Regions from separate parts of the Homo sapiens genome. Here all the other regions are linked to region 2. A link is a loop called in an ENCODE intact Hi-C map of the cell type or tissue named here. Cell type or tissue: Calu3. All regions are shown on one strand. Region 1 has its middle 160 kb from the start of TMTC2. Region 2 overlaps METTL25 (methyltransferase like 25). Region 3 overlaps LOC107984487 (a long non-coding RNA gene).

Region 1 (8,000 bases), 140 kb before region 2:
CCTCAAACCTGAGTATTCAAATTCCTAACACATTCTTACCAAGATTCTCACCACATCTCACTAATTATCCATCCATGCAAACATTTCTAGTGATGGTAAGCTCACCATCTGAACTTCTGAAATAACCATTTCTATTTTTAAAAACATTTTGTTTATTGGAAAAGCCTTCCGTTGTTTGAATCACCTATCACTACCCATTTGCACATTCTAAATTATCAAGCATACGTTTATTCCCTCTTCTAAAGGGAAGATATTTTCTTATGTCAAGATATACATAGATTCTCCCTCCAAACTATAAAAAAGAAGTCTTTTCTTCTCAGTTTAATTATGACTTAAAGAAAATAAGTTAAACTTTAAACTTCTTTTGGGAAACCAAGTAGCAGTAATTATATACTAAAGCTTCAATGTGCTCTTTTCAGTTGTGATAACCACAGGCCACTTTAACACTATGACAGGTTAATTTTCACTGTGCAGTAGATACAACTAATAAATTAAGAAAAATTAAAACACAGAATGAAAGTCACAGAATATGTGAGGTCAAAACCAAAAATTTGAGATGCTTAGGGGTTCCAAACACATACTAGTAGAAAGAGACCACAATGCCATTTTACAAATGTATACATTTTATTATGTTCAGATTTGATAACATTTTGAGGTTTCTTTCCAATGTTTTGACATGAAGAATAATTTGTATTAACTAAGTCAACTAGAAGAATTTTTATGTAATTTCTAAGAAATTCTGTTTTTTGAAGTTCTGTAACACCAACATCTTGGATCCATTATTTTTATTTATTCTTTTTTCCTCTCACTTGAATATTGGTTCAATTATGCAAAGCTTTCAAGAGGAAAGCTTCATATTGAAAACTTCTGACCTCTGTGCATTTTTACTAACCAAACATTCATAATTTTTTTTCCTCTCCCTGACTTGCTACAATGTGGTAGGTGGCGACCTCTACTGGTTGTCAGATAATGTAGCCAAAGCCGCATTGACAATTTCAGCAAATAACCTCTTCTCTAAGATGCGTAGGAGAAAATAACCAGAATGCATTGAAAATTAAATGTTTAAGAAAAATAACAAACTCTTGCTGGTTTTAACGCGGTTTGAAGGTCTACATTTAATAATTTCTTTAGTTCAAGAAATGTGTTTTGGTTTTTACCCTCATCTGTATTTATTTTTTGAGAATAAAATCATGGTTGCTATAGAGTCATCAGAACACGTATTTCAGATTTCAAAAGCAATGCCTGAAGTTGCAGTTATGCAAAGTAAATGAATTCTAGAGACCTTCGGTATATCATAGTGCCTATAGTTAACAATATGGTATTGTGTACTTAAAAATCTAAGAGGGTACATCTCATAGTAAGTATTCATTTCACAGTAAAATAAAAATAAACAATGTTTGGTAGGATTTTACTTATAATCAAAAGAAACACAAACCTGTTGTAAAAACATTCAAATACTCCAGAAGTGATATCAGTTAAAAAAAAAAGTGATTTTCTCCATCAGCACTTCCCCTAGTCTAACTTTACAGGATTCAGATTAATTTAACATGGGCAAAATTATTTTGATGTGTGTTTTACCTGTTTTAGGTCTTAGGCTAAATTCAGATGGATGGAATTTAAGCACGCATTAAGTTTCAGAGTAACAGGGTAAGGAGTAAAAAAATTAAAGACACCTCCTTCCATGCCCTTAAGGAATTGAATGCTGGAGAAGATTGCCTGATAGTTTTGCCAGAGGGAAGACTTAACTAATTCTTTCTCCTAAAAATGTCAGAGTATTAATATTAATTTTCAAAAGGATAGGAAAAAGAACAAAGTGTACTTGAATGTAAGTATCCTAAATCTAGGTTTTCCAAGTTCAGTAGAGGGAAAAAACTAAATTTTTAGCCTTTCATTTTCAGTGGAAAGCTGCTCAACCAGCAAAAATAAAACTAAGTTCTTTTTTCATAACAGACCAATCTCTTTTTAAAATATCAAAATCGCTGAATAAAAGGATTCTTAAGTGTCTGCTCAATGACCATTTATTATTAGACATTTAACTCAAGACGAAGCCAACAAAACAAGGAATCTTAGTAGTTTCATGGAGTTCATGGTTTGGTTTAACCTGTAAAAAAAAAATCTGATACTTAAGAGGTTTTTCATTCAGAATGAAAAAAAGGAAAGCTGGAATTAAGAGTGATCTCCACTTGTAAATTAGAAGTCTTGCTAACGTTTCAAAACATGTTAATATTTACGATACGAACTACTCAAAGCTTGGTAAAATCCTAGCTATGCCGGGTCCTTGAATGTAGTAAGAAAAAAATGAAATTTTATTCCAAAGAATTTATTAAATGGGTACAAAATAAAACACCATTTTCCAACAAATGCAAATATTCACTGAAAGATTTAATCATTTTGTCCTAAATTACAGGTATTTGCTGTTTAGTTAGACATTGGAAGCTTTTGAGTTAGATTTTAATGGCTGCTTAGGGTAGAGAACTAGCTCATGTTAACAAAGTGAATCAGGCTAGAGGTTTTCGGTTGTGGTTCTGCAGACCAGCGCTGGTTTGCCACAATATTTTCACTGGTCCACAGTGAAATTAGAACACTATGATAAATGAAGATAATTTTTCATGAAGCTAAGTACATTAAATTTAAAGACCTGCACTTTGAACTTCAAACTTTTGTACTGTCAATCATCTTTATGAAAAGAAAAATAGAGTAATATTAAAATTGATTTAAAAAATTAAAATTAAAACTGATCTTATTCAGCAAAAGAAAAACTTGACAATGTTTTCAGTCCCATCTCTCATACTTTTGAAATTTTACTTATTTTTAAAATCCTAAAGCCCATAGCCACTGCATTTCAGTCTTCCTCTCTTCTTTCAAAACAAAGATCTTACTCTAATATGTAAGGGATGAATCTTCTGATCTGAGCTTACTCAGGTTGTAAGTACAGTTGGCACAGTACTTAGAAAATTCCTCATTTAACCTGAGGAAAACTGCAAAAAGAACATGTGACTTACCATAATTCCAAAATAGTTATAGAACTGCATTTTGTGGAAAGGATTTTTTTTTTCCTTATAGTTTTTGAGAAACCCTGTGAAATCCACGTGTATATCAGTGGGATTTATCTTTCAGAATTGGGAAGATATGTTTTGTCAGTCATAAATGAACTGTAATCCCCATAGATTCAGGTTTAATTCAAAAACATTCTCTCTAGAGCTGCTAAATTTGGCAACTCACATTCTCCCCTCCATATGCTATCCTTAGAGAATTCTACATATATTGTCCATAATGGTTTCTACTTAGGATGTCTGGAAAAGTAGATATTATGGTCACAGAAGGGCCATTAAAGGGAATTTGAAAACAGATCCATTAAGTTGAAGTATTCAATTGTCAGAGTCTTCAACTTGGATGGACTATGCTAATTGATATTCAAGGAATAACTCCATCTGCCCGCTGCTTATATCATAGCTTCTAACTACTCATGCTTGTATCACTCACTAACCTGGTTTGGTATTCTCCCTGGAGAGAGAATTAGCAGAACACGGTGTGCATAAAAAGTACAGCAGATAAATAATGAATTGTCCCTAAATGTGGACTTCATTTCCATTCCATTCTGTTATTCAGAGCCTTCACTATTTCAAATAGCCATCTTTTTTTCATTAATTACATCAGCTCTGCTTTTGTTATGTCTTGTTGGAAAAGAGAAGAAAGTTTCCATTATTTCTCTTCTAGACTGTGGAATGAAGCAGATGGGGCATTTTGCAAACATTCAATCATATCTTGAAATCTCTGGTCAGTTTTTGAGTGGATTTAAAAAATACTTTTCTGTATTCTTACGCTAGCTTTCCCCAAATTCGTGTTTTTTTCTCTCTCTGCTCGTCTTTTGTGGCCTTATCCTTTTCCCCCAACCTGGCTCTCATTTTCAAACAGTTCTCAAGAGAAACAAAAGTTTCCCAAAGGTTCCCCAACTTGGCTCTGTCTCAGCAATGCAGAACTATTTTTGAGTTTCTCTTTTTTAATTCTAAAGTTGCTTTTCTTCTGTTTAAGTGATTTTTAGGAAACAGTCTCTCCTCTGGTGTGTATACTAGCTGCTCTCTGTTGGACAGCATTTCTGAGGTCCTTGTCATGTGGCACTCAGCTAAAGATTAACTTGTAGTTTTAGCTGCAAGTTTTAGATTAACCTTTCATGGGATGGTCGTCTCAGGAATAGCACAGTGATAATATTTGCTTGAATATGGGCAGTACGTACCCACTTGTTGTCTCATTTGACTCTCACAAGGATCCTGCAAAGCAAAGAAGACTGTTATTATTTTTCCCGTTTTACAGATGAGGAAAATATGGCCCTAAGGAGTTATGTGACTGGTCTAGCAAACTCTGTGTACCAGTAAATTGTGGAACAGAAAGAGGAATGCTGCTCTTCTGTCTTTGGTGTTTTCTCCCAGTGTTTTTCCTGGGACCTCCTTCTTTATCTTTAAGATGAGAAAACAACAACACAAACTGTCTTACTGTTGTTAAGAGGAAAGAGTGAAAGAATTTGGATAAAACAGATTAATGCATGGCAAGAATAATGCATGGCACTTAGTGAATGCTCACCAAATGTTAATTATTATACTTTATGTGTCATATAAATATAACAGATAAATTGGCAGAATGACATACAAATGTAGCTGCTTTCCTTCTGCTCACAAAAGGATATAACAATCTACAAGGGAGAGCTTTTAAGTAGCCATTGACTAAAACCCAAGGATTTTAATATTATGTTTGGTTCCAGTTGAACAGCAGCAACACCCTCCCCACACTGGCTTTACCCTCCCTTTTCTCAAGGAAAAGTAATAGATAGATTGATTCTTCTATACAATGAAACCAGCTAATCCAAACAATATGATGCACAGTCTGGAGAAAAGATTCTGGATTCGTATCATGTCTCAAATTTACAAGCTGTATGGCCACGCTTTGGGCAAATATTTAATCTCTCTGTGCCTCAGTTTTCCTATCTGTAAAATGTGGCTATTAAGGCCTATCAAATAGGTGGTTAAGAGGACTATAATAGGAATCAATATGAGTATAAAGGATGTTTAATTGGAATTCTTGACCATGGCACCAAGATATGATGGATATTGGATATAACAGACGCTCAAAATGAAATTTACAAAGAAAATATTTGGGTCCGTTGCTCTCATGAGCCCCATCCCCAGCTGTCTTTTACCCAGAGCAGGGATATGAAAGGACCAGAAGAGTGGGATTTGGGGAGGATTTATCAAAAGACTTTCTTAGTTGACAGCTGGAGGGGTGTAGTGGTGCTGTCTGCCAGTGCTAGGTCAGGTGAGAGGGGCTTGGCAAGAGCACTGAGAGTATAACAGGTGTTCCTGGGCCTGTGGACTGAGCCCTACCTCAGGATTGAACAAGTAAAACAGCTGATAACAACAGAGCTGAGAGCTGCTCCTGAGAAGTGACTGCACCTGTCTTGTCCAATAGCAGGTTAAAGGTAATTGGATCTCAGGGGCTAGAACTGGTTGTGATGTCAACCTGGAGTTGTTCTTAAAGGGATCCCCTCAAGTGCATGGTCTGCCAGGGAAAGGAGACTGCAGATACAGCGACTATACCAGCCAGGGCAGGAATGCTGGGGAGGACGATGGAGACCCACCAATGCTAAAGGCCTGCCCATGAAAAGGGAGTTACCATTGGAAAGTCTTGAGGGAGTTCCCAGAAATTAAAAGGATCCCATGAGAGAACATGTCAGCATCAAATAACTGCTCCACTCCTTCAGTAGCTCCCTGGAGAATATATCACCGTCTTACGAAAGTACCCATCGGGGAGAAATGTCCTTTGTACCTTACGTCTTTCCATGACCCTTCTTTCTTTTCTGGCTCTCTCCCACTGCAAACAGCTTAACAAAGACAGGCTCTGGCCAATGGAAGTGAGGAGGCAGGAGTGTTTCCACTTTAAATCAGGCTCAAACTTTTGATTATAACACAATCATGGATGTTTTACATTATAAATTAGATTGTGTTTGTGATTTAAAGTGACTGCAGGGCTACCATCTAAGTATAACCAGTGATGTTAGAGGCTGGCTCAAGATTTCATCCAAATAGGGAAAAGAATAGCTCCACCGCACTTTACTAAAGAGAAAAAGGGACAAAAATAGGCTATTTTGTAATAGTTTTCTATAATGCATGTTATATTAGATTTGCGGGCAACTCGGACCCCTCAAGTTATTTTCATAGGAAGTATCCTCACAAGTCAAGTCTTCCTCATCCTGCACTTACTTGTACAGGATGGGATAATTTTTTTTTTTTTTTTTTGAGACAGAGTCTCACTCTGTTGCCCAGGCTGGAGTGCAGTGGTGTGATCTCGGCTCACTGCAAGCTCCGCCTCCTGGGTTCATGCCATTCTCCTGCCTCAGCCTCCTGAGTAGCTGGGACTACAGGCACTCGCCACCATGCCTGGCTAACTTTTTGTATTTTTAGTAGAGATGGGGTTTCACCATGTTAGTCAGGATGGTCTCCATCTCCTGACTTCGTGATCTGCCCACCTTGGCCTCCCAAAGTGCTGGGATTACAGGCGTGAGCCACCATGCCCGGCCAGGATGGGATAAAATTTTAAAATAACCATTTTTTATCTCTCTCTTCACCTTTAGTACTTCTCAGTGGGGATATTCCTTTTGCTTTGTCCCATGGTTTCTAATTAAGATTAATTAGATGAAGAACCTTGAATGTAGTATTTTCTCAAAGCTATTGGTATTCTTTCTTCTTTAATCTGCAGGCCTATGTTCTTACCTAAAAAATAAAAATTTTGAATGAAAAAAATTAAGAAAATTTAAAATATTTAAAATCTCTCACCAAATATAGAATAGACAACCATCAAGTTTCTTCTTGATAACTTTAAGTAGTAACTTACTACTTCTCTAAACTATTGGAAACCTACAGATGCCAGAAAGTTATTTCTTAAACTAAAACAAAATCCATATTCATATAATTTTTATCAATTTGTTCATCTTTTACTCCCCAGAAGAATATATCTCATGCTTAACTGACATTCTATGGTTTTCAGTGTTATCTGTCTTCTACATAGTATTGGAAGACAGTTACATCTTCCTTAGTTGGACACAAGGCCCACATGTAACCTAAGAGCTGAGCCCATTCAGCTGTCATAACACGTATATTAGGTTTGTGTTCAACTCAAACCTATCAAGTTATTTTTATAAGAAAAATCCCACAAGTCAAGTCTTGCTCCTCCTGTACTTATACAGTTGGTTATTGAAAAATAAAAGAAAAAAATGTATCATTTTTGACTCTATTTTGTTGGTTTTATTCTACTGTTCCAGGCTTTTACAAATATTTGGAATCCCCTTTCTGATTCAGAAAAACTGATATTTATTTTTGTATTTATGTATTATTTACTTTTTATTTTAGAGACAGGATCTCGCTGTGTCACCTAGGCTACAGTGCAGTGGTATGATCTCAGCTCATTGAAGCCTTAACCTTCTGGGCTCAAGGAATCCTCCCACCTTAGCCTCCTGAGTAACTGGAACTACAGGTACATGCTACCACATCTGGCTAGTTTAAAAAAAATTGTAGAGACAGGGTCTCACTTGTTGCCCAGGATGGTCTCAAACTCTTGGGCTCAAACAATCCTTCACCTTGGCCTCCCAAAGTGCTGAGATTACAGGCATGGACCACTGCACTCAGCCTAATTTTTATAGTTATTTTTTTCTCTATCCCATCTTTTACCTTTGATAGTTTGTAGGAATTCTTTTAATTCCTCTTTTAAGCCACTGATAAAAAATTTGAACAGGAAAATTATTCTTCAATGAACATCCTTGGATATGTTGATTCTTGTGTATTCTGAGTGGATTTCACCAAGGCATATACTCCCAAAATGAATTACTGTATAAGTTGTGAACATTTTAATTTTTATTAGACATTGATAAATTTCACATTCTTTAAATAAGTTAAATATAAGCAGTATGGTTGCAATTGACTTTTCTTATATGAAGGAGTTGCTGTTCTAAAAAT
Region 2 (8,000 bases):
GACTAATTCCTGCATGAAGAAAAAAAAATGGCTCTAAAAGATATTCTTGGAAAAAGTAAAGAAACTTGAATAGAGACTGCTTATTACACAATATTACTGTATCAGAGTTAAACTCCTGAGTGTGCCAATAAACTATGAGATGTGTAGGAAAATGCCCTTGTTATTTTGAGATACAGAGTGAAGTATTTGAGAGTAAAATGCTAAAATATCTATAACTTATGTTCAAAAGATTCAGAAAAAGAGTGTGTGTGTGTGTGTGCGCGTGTGTGTGTAGAAGAGAACTACAACAAATGTGGCAAAATGTGAACACATGGTGAATCTAGGTGAAAAGTATACAGGGTCTATTGTACTATTCTTGTAACTTTTCTGTAGGTTTGGAAATTTTCAAAATAAAAAGGTGGGGAAAAATAAGGATCAAATAAGAGATATGAAAGAGGTTTGTGTAAGATAAAAGAATCTGAGTTTTTTTTTTTAACCACAGCCTTCTGATCTCTGCCTTTTAATTGGCATGTAGAAACAATTTACATTGAATATTATTATAGATATGGCTGAGTTTTAATCTACCACATTATCATATTTGTTTTTTTAATTTGTACCATCCCCACTTTCTGACACTCATGCTTCTCCCCACATCCCCAAATGTCCCCTTCCACTCTTCCCACCCTCTTCCCATAGAGAACATTAGCCTGCTGCAACAAAAATAATGTAGATTTTGGAATTTGTAGTAGCTCACTGTGATCTGTGTTTGAGGGGCAGGAACTATCTGCAGTAGAAGTTACAAGAGTTACAAGAAGTTACAAGAAAAAAATGTGGACATCTACAAGTTGTTCTGTTTAATATAGTACAAGGGGAAAACCTACACTTCTAAACAATAGTTAATTTGTCAGGGCTTATATATTAAGGTCTAACAATAAATTAATAATATTTTGGAAAGATACACATATATGAACAAAGTATTGCTTCTAAGTACCTAAAAAGCACACATACACACACATAAATAGACATACCAATTCTCTGGTTTTGATTTCCTCGAAGGGCTACAAGCAACTGTTCAAAAGGAGTACATATTCCCAAGTTTTGTACAGAATAGTATTTCGCAGCCAGAGCAAAGGCTTCCACACTCACCAACTTCTGAGAAGTTTCACAAAATATTTTGGGAAAATCAGTCATACCTAAAAAAGTGAAGACAGAAAAAGTCTTCAGCAATAATTAATGGTTAATTAGTGTGATATTAATAAACAACAAATGAACACTTAATTTGTATAACAAATGCCAATATTTTCATTTTGTTGTGAATTTTGGCAATATATCTAATGGCTCCATTTATATTTACTATTTAAACGATTAGCTATATGGAACACCCAGTTTTCTCTTAATATTTTATGCAATTAAAAATTGAAACTCCAAATTACAATCAGGCCTTTTTTATGGAAAGAAAGAGACAGAGACAGAGAGAGAGAAAAGGGAGGAAGGAAGGGAGGGAGGAAGGAAAGGAGGGAGGGAGGAAGGGAGAGAGAGAGGGAGGGAGGGAGGGAGGGAGGGAGGAAGGAAGGAAGGTAGGTTGGTTAAAATCTGAATAGTGATGTATTTATTAAATTTACGAACTGTCCTGGCTGGCCTATAACTGTGCATTTAAAGGTAGTCAGCCCGGGCAACACTGTTACTCCTTGTCCACAGTGCATGAGGAACAATGGTAATATCCCCAGTGGTATATAAATGTCCCTGCAAAACAGTTCCTGCATCATTTGGATGATGCAGACTTGTGGCAGGGGGGCGGGGTGCACGTGCTCAATGCACTGTCAATATGAGTTCCAAAACGAATCAGGTTATAACCTGGTGAAAACAACTCATTTTCTTCCCATGGCCAGTTTTAAACCAGACTTTCTATAAGCTTAGTGTGTAAATGTCAGCAGTTTCCAAATACTCACTAATTTAGACTAGAATGATAAACTGTTGTGCTATTTGCAAATATCTAGTGCCCTTCTCTGTAGGAGGATCATGAACCTTGTTGAACTCAGGTGTGGCTGTATCTTGCCAAGGTGAACCATACCATTTTCAGGAAGAAGTTTTAAGAGTGTCAGAAGATTCAGTACTCTTTTTTGTCTCAGCTCTGTAATCAAAGCATGTGTCAAGACGGAACATTCCTCAGCCTGAATCCTTTAGTGACTACAGCAAGGACAGCATTACTATCAAACTACAATGAACACAAAGCATATATTAAAATTAAATTTCATTCCTTTCAGTAAGTGAGTTTTAAGTTTATTACTGCAGCACACCCCTGCTTATTATGATGGATGCACATAGGCACACTGACAGATTAGTTCAATCTCATTGTTCTATGGCCATTTTTAAGGCAAGTTAATTTATTTAAAAGAGTTAAAAGAAAGCCTTCCAATTTGTCTGTAGTGGTTCAAAGGAGCTCAATAGACGGGAAAGTCCAATCAGGCCCATTCATTGAAAATTAATTTTGAATAATTCAAAAAAACACACATCTTAAAGGCTTAAATGAAGTATGCAAAACGTTCACCTCATGAAACCATGCTGCAATCTAGGGAAGAAGTTTAGTTCTACCAAAAAAATCCATACTATAGGCTATGAAGTCTTCTCCAGCATAGCTAATCTTCTGTAGTTACTTATTAAATTAAAAAAAATTCTTAAACACAAAAAATAGTGATGTTACCTGACAAAACTTAAAGCAAGATAAGTAAGATAAGTGATGAGGGTTTGTAGAATTCTAAATAAAAACTACATATTTAAGCTAATATCTATTAAGCTGGTGGTGGTAATGTTTACCAAATTCATTAATATGAATAAAATCAGCAGATATATATACCTTCCATTTCTGAATCAACTAAACATAAATTAAAATTACTAGAGTAAATTAATTTAAGATATATGTTGTGAATGATGTAAATTTCTATGGATATTTTATAAACTGAATTTACTAACTCAGCCAAAAGTAATAAAATCCACATCAAAATATTTAGCCATGATACAAACTGGAAAACTCAGTCAACTATTAAGTGAAATTCTCAGGTTTAAGGGGAGTCTCAACATCCCCAAGCTCCAAGGCAGCAATTTTGTAGAGTGTGATAGAATAAGAGTATTAAATCTCCAAGTGCAAAGGGACCATTATAATAGTTAGCTATTGGACAATGTTGCCAAAAGAAAGAATTGTGATATTTCTGTTGGAAATGTAAACGTTAAAATCAACTTAACTATCCTACAGAAAAAACTTGAAAAAAATCCAATCCAACATGAATTAAATGCTGTTAATTTCCTTTAAGTACAGGTCTCAGCAATTTCAGAAATTTAAAGATCTGAGTTACAATATTATCTTTACAACAATATTTTTTTTTAAAAAAGGGTAGTTTTCTAATTCAGTCTAACAGTTTATGGTATTTTGGTCTAACCCTAGTTTTACTCAGATAGTCTAGAACTCCATGAAAAAATATTTTTGAATTATGGAAATATAGCTGCTGTACTTTATTTGTTTTCAAGTTATCCAGCCTGTAACTTCCATTACTTGCTATTTTTAAAGATTCAGAGAGAGGGAGGGGGGAGGGAGGGAGGAAGACAGAGAGAGAGAGAGAGAGAGAGCTGTTTATGATCTAGTCTTCATTCCATCTCTGAAACAGTTATGTGAGAAAGTTATGGGACAATAGCAATACATACATATATTCCTCACAGTTCTTCCCTAGGTACTTGTATAATCGCTTTGGATTTGGCAACCAGCAAAACAGAAATTCCAGTGTTACTTAACTTATATTTAGTAAATTAATTAGTACTTAGATTTTTTATGAAGGGAAAACTTTAAATTTGCTGCCTATCGCACCTGCATATTATATGGCTTGATTGTTTGGCCTACATCTCCCTCTACTGGAAGTCCCTGTTCTGCTTTATACATGCTTTACTTATCATCTTTACTTACTCTTACTTTTTATGTACCCCATACCACTAGTCCACAGAGGTTTCTGATAAGACAAGTTATAAGATGGGTTCTTAAAAGATAGGCTAATTGGTCATAAGGGAAGAAGGGAAGGAAAGAGGCAGGAGAGATTATTTTCTACAAATATGAGACCAGGATATATCTCAGTTTATTTTTTTCAATTGTTTGTTTGTATACAAGGGACCAGTGTACAAGGACAAAGATAGAAGAGTCATATATATACACCTTGGATTATAAAAATCTCAAGGCAGAAAAACATATAATATTTTAAAAATAAAAATAAAGTAAAACAATCACTGAATGTATAATATTTATAATTAGTAAATAAAAATAAATGTCTGTCATCCTACTTGAATGTTATACAGCACTTTAAGGAAAACAGAGTACTGTTAGGTCTTACAATAATTCATCCCTATTATTCTAACATTTACTGTATGTATACTATGTGCCAGGCACTGTGCTAAGCACTTTACCTTTCATGTGACAGTTTTATAAGTAGACATAATGCTCTTATCCTCATTTACAGAGGAAACAACTGAGACGTAGGAAGGCTGTAATGTATCAAAGTTTGTACAGACACTAGGTGGATGAATCCAAGGTAGTATGAATTAAGACCTTGGTCTTAATTCCCACATTCCATTAGCATGCCACAGTTGTTAAGTACAGTGGACAAACAAAGAAAATCAAGCAGGACAGCAGTAAAGAAAAGCATTGTCCCAGCTACTTGGGAGGCTGAGACAGGAGAATCACTTGAACCCAGGAGGCAGAGGTTGCAGTGAGCCGAGAACGCGCCACTGCACTCCAGCCTGGGTGACAGACCAAGACTCCGTCTCAAAAAGAAAGAAAAGCATTAGGGAGACCTGACTCTCAGAATCAAGTCTGGCAAGTATTCCCTCTGGCAGAGATCAATATACAGTGATATCCTAAGATACTATATTTTATTAATTATTTCACTTTCTTCACTCCCCTCTACACCTCCCTCTCCACAAAAAGTAATTTTAAGGTTTCAAGAAATTAGCTGGGCATAGTGGCTCATACCTGTAATCCCAGCACTTTGGAAGGCTGAGACATGAGGATTGCCTGAGCTCAGGAGTTTGAGATCAGCCTGGGCAACATAGCAAGACCTCATTTCTACTAAAATTTTAAAAAATTAGCTGGGTACAGTGGCATATACCTGTAGTCCCAGCTACTTGAGGAGCTTAGGATTGCTTGAGCCTGCAAAGTCGAAGCTGTAGTGAACCCTCATCATGACACTGCACTCCAGCCTGGGCAACAGAGCAAGACCCTGAGTCAAAAAAAAAGTTTTAAGAAATTAAAAAGTCATTTTACATATAAAATAATTAATGTCTCTGAAAAAGAAATATCTTTGTAAAATCTTATTATGATATCTATTTGCTGAAACAAAGTAAACCTATGCTTTATGCCCAGTTGTAAAGCAACAATACTTTGCACAAGGCATGAATGAATTGCATGAATGACAGCAATCCCTCAGTACAGTTTGTAGCATCATCAACTATAAAAGGAAAATAAATTCTCCTAAGGCTCCATGGTAATAGCAATCACTGAGGCCACTACAAGGACTTCAATAGCCCAGGGAATGTTTATAATCTCAGGATGAGAAAAAGGTGATTTAAAACATTTAGAATGTGACATAAAGTAAAACGCAATTATGTACTAAATTTGAGATTTTGTTGTTACAGGGTTGGGAAAAGGTCACTAACATCATTATCACACAGCCTAGATCTGTCTCATGGCCCAGAGTTTCAAGAAGAAATCAACAGTGTCCTCTTAATTATAATCTTCACAATGACACAGAAGTATTTTGTATTCATTCCTGCATAAATGTCCTACAGATGTCTTCAATTCAAAAGGTTCAAAACTCAACTGAACATTTTCATGCTCCCAAAACCTTTCCCTTGTTCTATTTTCTAACTTGTTTAATAGCCTTATCACTCACCCACTGGCAAAGCTAAAAGCCTTTACATTACCTGAAATGCTTCTTGTGCCATCAATCCACATGCTAAGCCACCCATCAACTCTGATGTAAAAATGTCCTTCATTTGAAAACCCCCTCCCACATCACTACTGTATTTCAAACCTTGTTAATGCTCTCCAGTACTACTGCCATAGCTTCATAGTTGATTTTTCTCCCTTATCAATAAAACTCTGATAGACAATGCTCAATAGGTTGAGTTGAATTGAACATGTTTTCTAAAATGGAAATTTACTTTTATTCAATGCAAACTTAAACATTTTAAGGCTTTGCCTTCCACAGCAGTTGACTTTTGACTTAAATCTTTGGTAATTGTTTAATACAGCTTAACCGAAAGCTAAAGTCTGTCTTATTGAACTTTGAAAATTAAAGATGGGATGAGTTAAGTTTTCCGAATGTTTTGAGTCTGTTCATAATCCTATACTGTACCAAGGGAAGAAAATAGAATATATACTATCGCTTTCAAAAGAAATTAATTTATATCATCCAATTATGTGCTAGAAAACATTTTGCCTAAGCTATTTCAGCTCACTTTATAGTTGCATATGAAGTGAAAAAATGTTATATAAACATGCAAACCATGCTCTTAGAAGGAATAAAATTAACAAGATATTGACATGCATGTCCTTCTTGTACCAATATTAACATCACATTGAATGTATAAAGTGCATTTAACCATTCCTAAAGCAGTTTCACACTTAACTACATTACTTATAAAAATGAAATTAAATGTAAAAATAGAAAAATGTAACCACAGTATTTTAACTCTAACAGACTCTTCACAGTTTAATTTGAGGGAAAACAAAAATATGCAAAGAAATAGAAATTTAGAAATTGATTTGCTAAATAAAAAATAAACAATTCAGGGGTACCTACCATGTATAAGTTAAAAACTAAACTTGAATAAAGCTACTTTGTTATAACTTACGATTGTCTATGAGACTTAGTGTTTTACTATTTATAGTGTATGCAGACAACAAATGTTCAATATGGATTGAAGGGGGTTCAGCAACTCCCAGTTAGAATTCTATTGGATGCCACATGGAATGAGCTTACTCAGGCCTTTGCACTTGTTTTTACCTCTGTCTGAGACCACCTTCCCTCATGAATTTTCATGGCTCACTCTTCTTTCAGGTGTTTGCTCAAATGTTACCATTTCGGTGAAAACTTCTCTGACAGTCTTGTTAAAAATTGCAATCCCACTGAACTCTCATCACCCTCTGAGTCTTTATTAATTTTTTAAAGCACTTATCACCATCTGGTATAGTAAGCAAGATCCAAGAAGACAAGAATTTTTATTCACTGCTGTATCCTCAGAACCTAGAATAATGTACAGCACATAGAAGGTACTCAATGAATGAACGAGGAAGAACTAGGGTTTGAATTCTGGTTCTCAGAATGTCTATCCCTGTGGCCATGAGCAATTTATTTACCTGCTCTAAGACTCAATTTCTTCATCTATAAAATGGGGAACAATATCTATTTCATAGGGTTGTTTTATGTAATTCACACACATAAACAAATACATATATACACATATACATGTACATTCATATACACACATACAATTATGTACTTAACTACATATATATATATACATACACATACATATATAAACTTTTAAGGTCGGGATGCATGTGCAGGTTTGTTACATAGGTAAACTTTTGTCATGAGGGTTTACTGTACAGATTACATATACCATGGAATACTACGCAACCATAAAAAATAATGAGATCATATCCTTTGCAGGGATATGGATGGAGCTGGAGGTCATTATCCTTGGCAAAGTAATGCAAGAACAGAAAAGCAAATACCAAACGTTCTCACTCATAAGTGGGAAATAAATGATGAGAACACATGGAAACATAGAGGGGAACAATTAACTATATTTTAATATATATTCCTAACACGCAGCCTAGAACATAAATAGGCAACCCTTAAACCATTAAGTCCAAATTAAGTTACTGAGTGTCCTAACAATTGGATCAACTTTCCAAATTTATTGGAATATAGAATTTTTAAAACCTCAAATATTTAAGGCCAGAACATCTTACAGGC
Region 3 (8,000 bases), 240 kb before region 2:
TCATACTGAATGGACAAAAACTGGAAGCATTCCTTTTGAAAACTGGCACAAGACACGGATGCCCTCTCTCACCACTCCTATTCAACATGGTGTTGGAAGTTCTGGCCAGGGCAATCAGGCAGGAGAAGCAAATAAAGGGCATTCAGTTAGGAAAAGAGGAAGTCAAATTGTCCCTGTTTGCAGATGACATGATTGTATATCTAGAAAACCCCATAATCTCAGCCCAAAATCTCCTTAAGCTGATAAGCAACTTAAGCAAAGTCTCAGGATACAAAATCAATGTGCAAAAATCACAAGCATTCTTATACACCAATAACAGACAAACAGAGAGCCAAATCATGAGTGACCTCCCATTCACAATTGCTTCAAAGAGAATAAAATACCTAGGAATCCAACTTACAAAGGATGTGAAGGACCTCTTCAAGGAGAACTAGAAACCACTGCTCAATGAAATAAAAGAGGATACAAACAAATGGAAGAACATTCCATGCTCATGGGTAGGAAGAATCAATATCATGAAAATGGCCACACTGCCCAAGGTAATTTATACATTCAATGCCATCCCCATCAAGCTACCAATGACTTTCTTCACAGAATTGGAAAAAAACTACTTTAAAGTTCATATGGAACCAAAAAAGAGCCCTCATTGCCAAGTCAATCCTAAGCCAAAAGAACAAAGCTGGAGGCATCACGCTACCTGACTTCAAACCATACTACAAGGCTACAGTAACCAAAACAGCATGGTACTGGTACCAAAACAGAGATATAGACCAATGGAACAGAACAGAGCCCTCAGAAATAATGCCGCATATCTACAACTATCTGATCTTTGACAAACCTGACAAAAACAAGAAATGGGGAAAGGATTCCCTATTTAACAAATGGTGCTGGGAAAACTGGCTAGCCATATGCAGAAAGCTGAAACTGGATCCCTTCCTTACACCTTATACAAAAATTAATTCAAGATGGATTAAAGACTTACATGTTAGACCTAAAACCATAAAAACCCTAGAAGAAAACCTAGGTAATACCATTCAGGACATAGGCATGGGCAAGGACTTCATGTCTAAAACACCAAAAGCAATGGCAACAAAAGCCAAAGTTGACAAATGGGATCTAATTAAACTAAAGAGCTTCTGCACAGCAAAAGAAACTACCATCAGAGTGAACAGGCAACCTACAGAATGGGAGAAAATTTTTGCAACCTACTCATCTGACAAAGGGCTAATATCCAGAATCTACAATGAACTCAAACAAATTTACAAGAAAAAAACAAACAACCCCATCAAAAAGTGGGTGAAGGATATGAACAGACACTTCGCAAAAGGAGACATTTATGCAGCCAAAAGACACATGAAAAAATGCTGATCATCACTGGCCATCAGAGAAATGCAAATCAAAACCACAGTGAGATACCATCTCACACCAGTTAGAATGGCGATCATTAAAAAGTCAGGAAACAACAGGTGCTGAAGAGGATGTGGAGAAATAGGATCACTTTTACACTGTTGGTAGGACTGTAAACTAGTTCAACCCTTGTGGAAGTCAGTGTGGCGATTCCTCAGGGATCTAGAACTGGGAATACCATTTGACCCAGCCATCCTATTATATAATCCTTTGGCTTATTATTATTTATAAGCCAAAGGATTATAAATCATGCTGCTATAAAGACACATGCACACGTATGTTTATTGTGGCACTATTCACAATAGCAAAGACTTGGAACCAACCCAAATGTCCAACAATGGTAGACTGGATTCAGAAAATGTGGCACATATATACCATGGAATGCTATGCAGCTATAAAAAAGGATGAGTTCATGTCCTTTATAGGGACATGGATGAGGCTGGAAACCATCATTCTCAGTAAGCTATTGCAAGGACAAAAAAACCAAACACCGCATATTCTCACTCATAGGTGGGAATTGAACAATGAGAACACTTGGACACAGGAAGGGGAACATCACACGCCAGGGACTGTTGTGGGGTGGGGGGAGGGGGGAGGGATAGCATTAGGAGATATACCTAATGTTAAATGATGAGTTAATGGGTGCAGGACACCAACATGGCACATGTATACATATGTAACAATCCTACACGTTGTGCATATGTACCCTAAAACTTAAAGTATAACAATAATAAAATTAAAAAAAGGAAATAAAATAAAATAAAATAATCATCTGTACACACAAAAAAAAACCCACAATGAGATACCATCTCACACCAGTTAGAATGGCGATCATTAAAACATCAGGAAACAACAGATGCTGGAGAGGATGTGGAGAAATGGGAATGCTTTTACACTGTTGGTGGGAGTCTAAATTAGTTCAACCATTGCAGAATACAGTGTGGCGATTCCTCAAGCATCTAGAACTAGAAATACCATTTGACAGAGCAATCCCATTACTGGGTATATACCCAAAATATTATAAATCATTCTACTATAAAGACACAGGCACACATATGTTTATAGTGGCACTATTCACAGTAGCAAAGACTTGGAACCCGTCCAAATATCCATCAATGACAGACTGGATAAAGAAAATGTGGTGCATGTACACCATAGAATACTATGGAGCCATAAAAAAGAATGAGTTCATGTCCTTTGCAGGGACATGGATGAAGCTGGAAACCATCATTCTCAACAAACTAACAGAGGAACAGAAAACCAAATACTGCATGTTCTCACTCATAAGTGGGCTGTGAAAAATGAGAACACATGGAGACAAAAGGGGAACATCACACACCGGGGCCTGCTGTGGCGTGCAAGGCTAGGGGAGGGATAGCATTAGGAGAAATACCTAATGTAGGTGACGGGTTGATGGGTGCAGCAAACCACCATTGCATGTGCATACCCCTGTAACAAAAGTGCACATTCTGCACATGTACCCAAGACTTTAAAGTATAATAAAAACAAAACAAAAACAAAAACAAAAAACACTGCTATTTTGAATTCTTAGAGAGTTCACATACTGCTGTCTCAGATTCAGAGGATTGTTTCTTGCTTTGTCCATTTGGGGAGTCATGGTTCTCTGCTTGTTGTTTCTTGTGGATGTATATCTATATCTTTGCACTGAAGGATTATTTATTCCAGTCTTCTCTGTCTGGCTTGTATTGATTTTTATTTGATATGTTTGCTTTTAATTTACCCGTTGATTATTTTTCTTTTTCTCCTTTTTCCACTAGGTTACTGCCTCCTTTTGATCACTAGATGGCTCCTTAAGTCCAGGTTTGCCCAGTTCTAGTAAACAATCGCAGCCTGTCTGGAATGGAGAAGATACCAAGGAGAACATCCCAGTAGTATGAAAAGGCTGGCTAGGGGTTCGTGCCGTGGGGACCAGTGTAACAAACCACCTACAGTGCGGTGCTGCTGAACAGCCACTCTGATTTGGCATCTCCTTTGGCCAAGTGACAGAGCAGAGTTTTCAGGCCGGGAATAATACTCCCACCACCCCGCTTTGTCTCTTGCTCTCAGAGATATTTCTCCCTTCAGGCATTCCTGATGCGCTCATGAGTGGAGGTAGAAACAGGTCTCCTGCCAGGGAAACCAAGATGGTGCAGAAGCTAGTTGTTCGCCTTGATCTTACTTTTCCCAGTGTAGAAATTGTGAGTCAGAGGACAGTTTTCCACGTGCTTGGTGCCAGGCAGATTGGCATCAGGGATGTGGAGATCTGTTTCTCTTATCATCGCCTTCAAGTTTGTTCACTTCTCTGTGGCCCTGGAACTGCCTCCTCCTCATATTTGAGTTCTGGGATATTGCTGGTGACAATCTTAGAACTGTGTTTGTTTTTGGTTTTCTGTGAGGTTAAGTGAAGCCAGCTTGCTTCTTCACTGTCAATTAGGAACCACTTCAGACAATTATAGATTAAGCAGACTGTGTTGATGATTTAACTGCTCCAACTTCCATTATCCATTCTTCCTATGTTTTGCTCTGTATTGCAGGTAACTGTACCATGCCAACTCTCCACTTCCTTGCCTTTTTCTTCTGGTTCCTTTCTACCAATGTGAGGAACTGGCTAGATTGAAGTGTGGGACGAAGGAAGAAGCTAGGTTTTTTTCCCTTCCTTCCTTTCCACTTCAGGTAGCAACTCTGGCGATAACCACATAGTCTCTGTATTTCCAACTTTCATCAGATAGCTACTCCCTCTGTGGTCCTAACTCCTGGTGGACAGCCTCTTACAAGGAGGCATTGGCTTTGGGCTCTGTCAACCTTACCTCCTCCCTTGGGCCTCCTGCCATTGCTATATTCAGGCTGCCTCACTATCTCTTATAGATCTTCTCTTTGTACATCCATTATTAAACTATCTGATGTGGGCTTTGCCTTCTTGATTGATCTTGACTGACAATAGTAAATAATGGGTCATATAGGGTCCCAAATCCTGCTCAAACCATAACACAAAATTTTAATATAATTAAAGTTTTATATAATGATTAGACAGCATAGGATTCAGATTAATACATAAAGATTTTGATATACCTATGAAAAGAATGAGACAACCCCTATTGGGTCTCAATGATTATGTACATGTGAGGTTTTGGAAGTGTTTGAGAGGATAGGAAGAAGAAAATGGTAAAAAGACATATACAAATAAGTAGAACTTACCTAGAATGGGTCCAAACAAGTTGCTATAATGGCTCAGAGGAAGATGACAACATTTTAGCTTCAGGTATTGGGATGGTAAACACAGAGCAGGCAGTTTTCAATAAGGCCTTGATGGATGACTAAATCTTGAAAATTTAAAGATGAGGATAATGATATTCTGGAAATAAGAAAGAGCAGGCGCAAAATTTCAGTAGTGAAAAGAGGAGAAATTTACTTTTTATATTGAAATGTCTAGTTTGACTGGAATACCAGAAGAAAAAGCTAGAATAGGCTGGGTCTGAATAATTGAAGGGTTTAGGTAATATTTTAAAAGTCCTAGTTTCTATTTTTCACATACCCATGGCTTGTAACTAATATAGAAGTACACTTCAGTTTATGTGCAACAATATGATAACAGGGATTTTGTTTTGTTTACTGCCCAATCTGTAGTGACTTGCAATGTGCTGCTTGGCATAATATGTGCCCAATAAGTATTTGTTATATAAATTAATGGGGCATAGTCTTTGTATCATAGTTCACAATAACTATAAAACTAATCACTCATTTATATAAAAATCAGGCACCTACTAAGTGAAGGGCATTTTTAAAATGTCTCCTCCAAATATTTAACAGAACAAAGTGCTGCATTAGAAAATCATTCTAACAACATTATCACAATAACTACCAACACCTCTCAAAATGTGAGCTTTGAAGCACATGAATCTGTGAGACCTTGAATATTATTTAGCACAACTCCTTTCCAGCAGAATCTGGGCTTGGGCTCCACAGGATTCAACACCTATTTATCCCTTAAATGTTGCTGCTAAAATGTGGCCCTTCACAGAGGTTAATGGATCTTCAAACTGGAACGTCTTTCCAAACTTTCACAGCTGCTCTGAGTAAATACACCAGATTCCCAAATGCCAGGCTTGTGTGACAGAGCTCTGGCACCAGCTGAGTTTGCCATTCATTATGCCATTGTCTCACAACACACCCGGAAAACAAAGCCCTATAGATGGCTGGTCATTATCTTGGTTTGGGATAGCACAAGGGCCCAGAGGGCAGTGCTTGGAAGAAATCCACTTGTGTGTAGGGACTTTTAATTGAAATCTCAAACACACTCCGGAGCTCTGGAATGCTACTTCTTGGAGCTATTGCTATTCCCTCTCACCAGGCACATTTTGGCTCTAACTTTTGTAAGGATAGGAAGCTGTTCCATAAATGCTGTAGCCTGGCGAATGCGGCTACAGTGAGACACTAACAAATCCTGCTTTTAGGTGAACTGTTTCTAACCATGGATGCTTGCCCTGGGCTATCCATTTCAATTAGTGAGATTTAGTTTTGTCTTCTTTAATTTCTAACTTGGCCTGTTTTTAATGAGCAGCTAAAAATTCTATAACAATGAAGATGAAGAATGACTTACATTCTTTATTTGTAGTAGGAATGTCCATGTATCAACTGTTATTTTGAACAAGTTTGTTTTTTTTTTTTTTTGGTTTCTTGTTGTTTTGAACAGAAGTTTTCATCATGAGGGAATCTGATTTATAAATGGCCCTTGACATTCTATAGAGAGGGGAAAGGTTACATTGATAATTATATCTGTGAAGAAAGGGGAAAGAAAAGTTTGGATGATGGCTTGTTTACATGACTATCTCTGGAGTTCTGTACTATAGCACTGAGGAGATATTTTCACTTCTTACTCCCATCTAAGACCAAAGGATTTTATTTGCCAATGGCGATGTATGGCTTGGCAAATGTAGAGCTACTCAGAAGACGTTATACTGAACATAGATCCTAGTGGATTGAGACTACACCAATCTGCGAAGATTCTGGAAATCCAGGGCACAAGAATGCTACTGAAACCATGATCATGGCCTCAAAGCCCCTTTCACTACCAGTTATCACACATGATCATAACGATCCTAACACTTTGATCACCTGAGATATGTCTAAGGAAAACTTTTACAGGTTCTACATAATCCCAATATCTACTTCTGTTAAACTCGTTCCATAAAATGTAGGAGATAAATAAGGTCCTGTAAATTATTGCTGTGCAATATAATCAACACTAGTAGGTACAACGGGTAGAATATGCCTAGTTATCAACCTGAGCCTTCTCCAAACACAGGCAAAATTTGATTTATAAACAAAAGAAATGATTTCTATTTTGTCAAACTTTAAAATCTTCAAATCCATAGCAACATTGTGTGTGTGATTATCTAACACTTTGGTAAATTGTTTCAGTGTATGTAACTTTTCAAAGTACTTTAGTATTAGGTAAACTGACATGATATAAAAATATTGGGAAGAACTTACAGCAATATTAAAAAGCTTCCTGTTGCAATTATATTCAGAAATAAATACAGCTTAATTCTGATTTAAAATCTACTGCTGATTCCCTTTTTATATCTTCATCCTTTATCTTCCCTACCCCATCATGTTATCAATATTGCATTTATTATTTTTGTTTTTCGATGACTTTATTTCTTGGTAAAAAATTATGCTTGCTTGTCATTTTTGAAAAATTAAAGCAAAACAGAAAAATACAAGAAAGTTTTAAAAAATCCCACTACAGGCCGGGCGCGGTGGCTCACGCCTGTAATCCCAGCACTTTGGGAGGCCGAGGCTGGTGGATCACGAAGTCGGGTGATCAAGACCATCTTGGCTAACACTGTGAAACCCCGTCTCTACTAAACATAGAAAAAAAATTAGCTGGGCGTGGTGGCGGACGCCTGTAGTCCCAGCAACTGGGGAGGCTGAGGCAGGAGAATGGCGTGAACCCGGGAGGCGGAGCTTGCAGTGAGCCAAGATCACGCCACTGCACTTCAGCCCAGGCTACAGAGCGAGACTCCATCTCAAAAAAAAAAAAAAAAAAAAACCCACTGCAGAAAAAAACCCATTATTAATATTAAAGCAGGCATTATTCTCCATATTTTTCTCTTCATGTGGCAAAAAGAAATAAACATTAACTTATTATTTCTAAAATAATTACACATGTCCAAGTCTGGGTTCCCAGGAAGCAGATGTTAAGATGGAGTTTAGGGTGCAAGATAATTATAAGGAATCAACACACGACAAGAGAAAGGCGAGAAAGCAGTGTTGTGCAGAAAGAGAAGTCAAACTGTAGTACTGGCCCAGAAAATGCCTGAACCAACCCAGCAGAGAGCCCTGGGACATGTAATGTCTTTGGAGGGTCCTATATGGGTCCTTCAGACTCCTACTTTTTCATGGAATGCAGACTGTCCACAGAAAGGGTGTGACTCAGGCAAGGTGTCTTCATGCAGCTGACTTCCTTTTTCTCAGCTGGGCAGCAAGTTCTTCCTTGGGGAGGAACTGGACAGTATATCACCATGCCCACCATGGGTGGTGGTGAAGTCTGTGTCAGGCTTTATTGGCAGAAACATAGCTGAGAAACCCAT

The links. A loop is a pair of places that touch in the nucleus more often than their neighbours do. Peaks named below come from ENCODE experiments on the same cell type or tissue, not always from the same donor. Only the 100,000 strongest peaks of a DNase experiment are listed, where the experiment ranks them.
Region 1: a loop joins it to region 2, with 7 times the contacts of the local background. A loop is called at or near these places in 13 of 110 quality-filtered maps.
Region 3: it touches region 2 in a loop (15-fold over the local background); 17 of 110 quality-filtered maps call a loop at or near these places.

What each region holds. Positions count from the first base shown.
Region 1 is chr12:82,520,326-82,528,325 of GRCh38, reverse strand. No RefSeq gene overlaps it. Among named protein-coding and RNA genes, the nearest start is that of TMTC2, 160 kb to the left of the region's middle. In Calu3, a CTCF peak has its summit at 975 (motif pointing left); a DNase peak (open chromatin) is centred at 935.
Region 2 is chr12:82,379,975-82,387,974 of GRCh38, reverse strand. It overlaps METTL25 (methyltransferase like 25), which reads right to left. Exons shown (of 12, transcript NM_032230.3): 2 at 1,008-1,172. Among named protein-coding and RNA genes, the nearest start is that of METTL25, 25 kb to the right of the region's middle. In Calu3, no CTCF peak of the experiment used is centred here; a DNase peak (open chromatin) is centred at 3,854.
Region 3 is chr12:82,623,272-82,631,271 of GRCh38, reverse strand. LOC107984487 (a long non-coding RNA gene) reads right to left here. Exons shown (of 3, transcript XR_001749145.1): 3 at 4,615-4,759. Among named protein-coding and RNA genes, the nearest start is that of TMTC2, 60 kb to the left of the region's middle. In Calu3, a CTCF peak has its summit at 3,219 (motif pointing right); no DNase peak of the experiment used is centred here.